Regions from separate parts of the Homo sapiens genome. Here region 1 is linked to region 2. Evidence: chromatin contacts called from ENCODE Hi-C or POLR2A ChIA-PET data. All regions are on one chromosome and are shown on one strand. Each heading gives the region's core, a stretch centred on a gene start or an enhancer-like site at or near the end of the contact. The rest is flanking DNA. Distances are from core to core; before and after follow the strand shown.

Region 1 (2,700 bases), core at 174-2,673, 450 kb before region 2:
TGGAGATTTTCTGATTTGAAGCTAGCACACTTTACTTGACTGCATCTACCTTTATACGTAAGGGAGGTAAAGGTGAAGAACAAGACAGTGGAAAGCAAACACACTATTTCAAAGGAGTTTCCAAAAATAAAAAAATTCATTCATGCCAGGTGCAGTGCTCACACCTGTAATCCCAGCACTTTGGGAGGCAGAGGCAGGTGGATCACCTGAGGTCAGGAGGTCCAGACCAGCCTGACCAACATGGAGAAACCCTGTCTCTAATAAAAATACAAAATTAGCCAGGCATGGTGGCAGGCACCTGTAATCCCAGCAACCTGGGAGGCTGAGGCAGGAGAATCACTTGAACCTGGGAGGCAGAGGTTGCGGTGAGCCGAGATCACACCATTGCACTCCAGCCTGGGCAACAAGAGCAAAACTCTGTCTCCAAAAAAAAAAAAAAAATTCATTCACTCCTGCTGTGGCCAGGCACCCCCGTGCCAGGTCCCATGATGGATGCTTAAGTTTCGCAGGCTCCAGAACTCCTGTCCCAGGGGAACAGGGACACAGGCAGTCCCAACAGGCCCTGCAATAACCAACCAGACCCCACATGGAGGCTGGCCAGGCCCTCCTGGCTTTCCATGGTGGCTAGGGCTCACGTAAGGACTGGGTGCACCGAGGGCCGCACTGGGGACACTGGTCCCTGGTGAGCTGCAAAGAGCGGCCAGCTGGATTTATCACTAAAGGGAGAGGGTTGGGGATAGGGAAGGGTGATGTGTGCAGAGGGTACAGCCCTGCCCAAGCTGTGAGGCACGGCAGGCCTTGGGGTGAAGAGAAGGCGGGCTTGACAGGGTGTAGGCCGGGTCTGAGGGATGCTGGGTGCCAGGGGAGGAGCTGGGCTTTGTCAGAGAGCCCTGGGGCGACCCAGCCAAATCTGAGGGTCAGGATGACATGACCCCATGGGAGAAAGCATGGCTGGGCCCAGGATAGGATAAGCAGGGAAGGATCTGGGGGGACGCACCCCTGCTGGCTAGGACACTGACTGATGGAGGAGGACATGCTCCTTGGAGGGACTAAGGGTCTCTGCTGGAGAAATGCCCCCAAACAAAGAGCTCTCTCCTGAGTCTACCACCCTCTGCCCTCCCTGGGCTCCAATGTCCAGGCCCCCTGCCCTTCAGTCAGGCCCAGCTGGGGCAAGTTGGTGAGGGTGACCCCAAGGTCGTGGCAAACAGGGAATGCCAACTCACCCTGCCAAGTGGTTCCAGTGCCCAGTGCTCTCCCTGCCCTCCTAACTCTAGGCCTACACCTCTCCTTTCTGCATCACTCCCGCCCCATCCACCCAGGGAGCAAAGCTGCCAGAAGCTAGAGCCCACTTAATCAGCCACTCAGCATTCCATAGAGCTGTATTACACACCATGCGCTGGGCCCTGTGTGGAGGGCTCACAGTCCAGCACTGGGGTGCTGCCAGGCTCTTGGGGTGACAGTGTGTAAACAGGCCTGCTAAACCAGGGTGGCAGCACCGTGACAGGAAGGCTCAGGCTGTGGGAGCTCAGAGGAGCCCTCTAAACAGTCCAAACGTCAGGCAAAGCCTTCAGGGGGAGGCATGGTGTGAATGTTGTGGGGGTACAGCTATGGCTATTTCCTCTCCTCTCCTGACCTCCCCGCTGTCGCACTCCAAAGCCTGTGTTCATAAAGCCGCTCCAGACAGGTGGGCCTTCTCTAATCCAAATTACCAGCCCTCTCAGAGCCTCAGTTTTCCTGATCTATAAAATGGACCCAATGAATGTAGACTGGGAAAGTGCTTACCAAGCACCTACTATGTAGTTACTCCTCTCTCCCACCCTCTGTGCAGAGACGGGCCTTGCACCCTTGCCCTATCTTCCTAACCCAAGTTGAGGCCTGGTGGCAGCCCCCCAACCACTGCCCAAAAACGCTTAGGGCTCTGGAGTACCAGGAACTGAACACTAGTAGGTACAGGCTGTCGGATATTATTTGTTATGGCTTTAATAACAGTTTACAGAGGGCCGGTTTCCCATGGCTAAGGCACATAATTTCTGTAACTTTACTAGTGCCACTAACTTGAGTTGTCATGGGAGGCAGGAGGGGAATTAAAGATCAGGTTAGGGAGGCTGGGCGCAGTGGCTCATGCCTATAATCCCAGCACTTTGGGAGGCCGAGGCAGGCGGATCACCCGAAGTCGGGAGATAGAGACCAGCCTGACCAACATGGAGAAACCCCGTCTCTACTAAAAATACAAAATTAGCCAGGTGTGGTGGCGCATGCCTGTAATCCCAGCTACTCGGGAGGCTGAGGCAGGAGAGTTGCTTGAACCCGGGGGGCTGAGGCAGGAGAACTGCTTGAACCCAGGAGGCGGAGGTTGCGGTGAGCCGAGATCGCGCCATTGCACTCTAGCCTGGGCAGCAAGAGCGAAACTCTGTCTCAAAAAAAAAAAAAAAAAAAAAAAAAAAAAAGATTGGGTTAGGCGAATGGCATAAAATGCCTTTGTACAAAACAGGAAGACACCCCAGGTGCCAGGCTGCACAGCTGGCCAGTGGCTCGATTTCTTCCAGGGATCCTTGTACAATGTACAACTTGTACAACCATACACTTTGGCCCTAGGTTCAGGTGAGTGTCAGCATGGAGGCCTTTCCCCAAATAGGTCTCCCCTGCTTTACAGACCACCCAGCCCAGGTATGAGACCTTGAGATCCAATGCAAAGTTGAA
Region 2 (2,700 bases), core at 30-2,529:
AGTGAACTTGTGGCTAAAAAACGGGCTCTTGTAACTTCCTTCTCCTCTTTATCAAACCCTCCAGCAGCAACCCTAGGTGGCCAATCAAGGGATGCCAAAAAACACTCAGCCTCTTTAATTTTGTGCATACCAAAATCCCCTGTTCCTTTTGCAAAATACTTCAAATTTACCAACCAAGATCTGTGTGTAAACGTCCCTCCTTGGATCTTTCCCCTCTATCCATCCTGGACAGAACACCTCGGGAGTCGGATGGTAGGGGTTGAGCTCAGGTGTTCAGCAAGGCCAGCTCTGCAAGGGGATAAGACATGAGGTGGATCCCACCTCACCTGGACCACTGACTCACTGTGTGACCCCCAGAAAGTCACACAACCTCTCTGGGCCTCAAATACCCCTGGAAGCTATGCTTTCATGGACAACAGTAAAAAAGATGGGTAAAGACACCCATCAAAGTCCTGGGGACAAAGAAGTGGGAATGTGACTGCGGTCGGGGTGAAAGAGGACAACTTATAACGTTTATTTTTCTAAAAATTTAACAAACGACTTGAGGCCAAATATGCCACAAATTTTGAAGTCAGCTTTAAATGCAGAGTTAGGTATATTAACACTTTGTACTCTCCCGCATTTTCAGAAACCTTGGATGGCAGCCAACAGATCCTGAGCGCGGGGCCGCATCTTCCCGGTGCGCTGTGGCCCCTAGTCCCCCCCAGACCCTATTCTATCAGAGGGCCACCCCGAGGCTGGGGCGCTGACCGTCCAAGGTCACCGGCGCAGGGGCGGTGTCTGGGGCTCGGGGCGAGAAGGAGGCCCGGCGCGGGGCGGGGCGGGGACGCTCACGCTCAGCCCTGGCCGCAGGCGGCCGTACTGCTCCGACACCCAGAAGCCGCGCCGGTCCTCCAGCGCGATGAAGGGCTGGTCGGGAAAGCGCGCGCGGAACTTCCTGAGGAATCCGCCCTCGAAGTCAGCCAGCACGCCGTCCATGTCCACCAGCACCCGTAGGGCGCGGCCTCCCGCCAGGCCCAGCCCGCCCGCCGCCCCGCGCCGCCCCGCGGGAACCGCCGCGCTGCAGAGCCGCCGCGCACACCAGCCGCCCAGCCGGATCATGGCCCAGCGCGCTGGCCCGTCGTGGGCGCGGGGACCTGGGCCGCGCCGTGCTGCCGGAGCCGGCCAGACATTCCCGCCGCGGAGGAGAAGCCCCCAACGCTGGGGCGCGCGTGGAGCGCGGGACGGGGAGCGGGGCGGGGAGCGCGGGGTGCGGGCGCGCAAGTACCGGCCCCAGAGCGAGGCCGCGGCGCGCGCGGTCCCTAAAGGAACACGCGCCGGCGGAGGCGGAGCCCCGGGGCGGGGCTTCGAGGACGGACAGCGGTAAGCGCCGCGCGCCTCCAGAAGGTCCGCGCTCCCGCGCTGTCGATTTGCGTCTTCTCCGTGGACCCTGGGCCCGGGCTGCCTTCTCCCACTGCACAGACTACCATGGAGGAGCAGTGCAAACCGAGAAGCAGGCCTGTGTCGTTAGACATTTTTGAGCACTAACTGTGTCGAGTGTGAACCAAATAGACAAAGTTCCTGCCATCCTGGAACTTACGTTTTAGAAGGGGATCCAGACAACAGGATGGAGGAACAAAAACAGGGTGCACTCTGAAAGCCTCTCTGCTTTATTTACAGCAAATGTCTGCGGAGAGACTGATAGAACCAATATCTGCTAACATCATACAGCCTTAGTAAAACTGATGATTCTCAGGTAAATATATGAATAAATATTAAGTACCCCTGTATTGCTTTTTTTTTTTTTTTTTTTTGGAGACGGGGTCTTGCTCTGTTACCCAGGGTGGAAGCAGTGGCATGATCTCGGTTCCCTGCAGCCTTGAGTTTCTGGGCCCAAGGGATCGTCCTGCTTCTGCCTCCTGAGTAGCTGGGACCACAGGGGCCTGCCACCACACCCTGGTAATTTTTTTTTTTTTTTTTTTTTTTTTGAGACAGGAGTCTTCCTATGTTGGGCTCAAACGATCCTCCCACCTCAGCCTCCCAAAGTGCTGGGATTACAGGCGTGAGCCACCGCGCCCGGCCTCTTTTCAACTTTTAAGTACAGGGATACATGTGCAGATTTGTTATATAAATTGACTGTCTTGGGGGTTTAGTGTACAGATTATTATTACCCAGGTAATAAGCGTAGTTCCTGATAGGTAGTTTTTCCATCCTCACCCTCCTCCCACTCTCCACCCTCAAGTAGGTCACCGTGTCTGTTGTCCCCATCATTACGTCCATGTTTACTTAATGTTTAGTTCCCGCTTTTAAGTGAGAGCATGAGGTATTTAATTTTCTGTTCCTGTGTTTGCTTAGGATAATTGTCTCCAGCTCCATCCATATGGCTGCAAAAGACATGATCTTATTCTTTTTTTATGACTGTGAAGTATTCTATGGTATATATGTACCACATTCTCTCCCTTTTTTTTTTTTTTTTCTTGATAGGGAGTCTTGCTCTTGTTGCCCAGGCTGGAGTGCAGTGGCAGGATCTCGGCTCACTGCAACCTCCACCTCCCAGGTTCAAGCGATTCCCCTGCCTCAGCCTCCCAAGTGGCTGGGATTACAGGCGCCCACCACCACACCCAGCTTTTTTGCATTTTTAGTAGAGACAGGGTTTCACTATGTTAGCCAGGCTGATCTCCAACTCCTGACCTTGTGATCTGCCCGCCTCGGCCTCCCAAA

Evidence for each region. Hi-C counts contacts between places; a loop is a spot of excess contacts on that map. ChIA-PET counts read pairs that join two places held with the same protein, here RNA polymerase II (POLR2A). Pooled maps may share reads with other maps.
Region 1: a loop to region 2 is called in a pooled map, with 4 times the contacts of the local background. The contact joins the enhancer-like site here to the promoter of NT5M in region 2. A Hi-C loop is called at or near these places in 2 of 37 single-sample maps with no recorded cell type and 6 of 50 pooled maps. POLR2A ChIA-PET finds 5 or more read pairs at or near these places in 2 of 52 experiments (OCI-LY7 and Panc1).

Annotation. Positions count from the first base shown.
Region 1 is chr17:17,753,939-17,756,638 of GRCh38, reverse strand. All of the region lies in intron 2 of RAI1 (retinoic acid induced 1), which reads right to left. Among named protein-coding and RNA genes, the nearest start is that of RAI1-AS1, 11 kb to the left of the region's middle. Within about 2 kb of position 1,423, at least 6 of the 41 ENCODE cell types and tissues checked have a DNase peak (open chromatin) inside an H3K27ac peak, as active enhancers do.
Region 2 is chr17:17,301,952-17,304,651 of GRCh38, reverse strand. NT5M (5',3'-nucleotidase, mitochondrial) reads right to left here and starts at 1,279. Exons shown (of 5, transcript NM_020201.4): 1 at 835-1,279. The coding sequence starts at 1,101. RefSeq lists silencers at 710-899, 1,030-1,129, 1,180-1,349.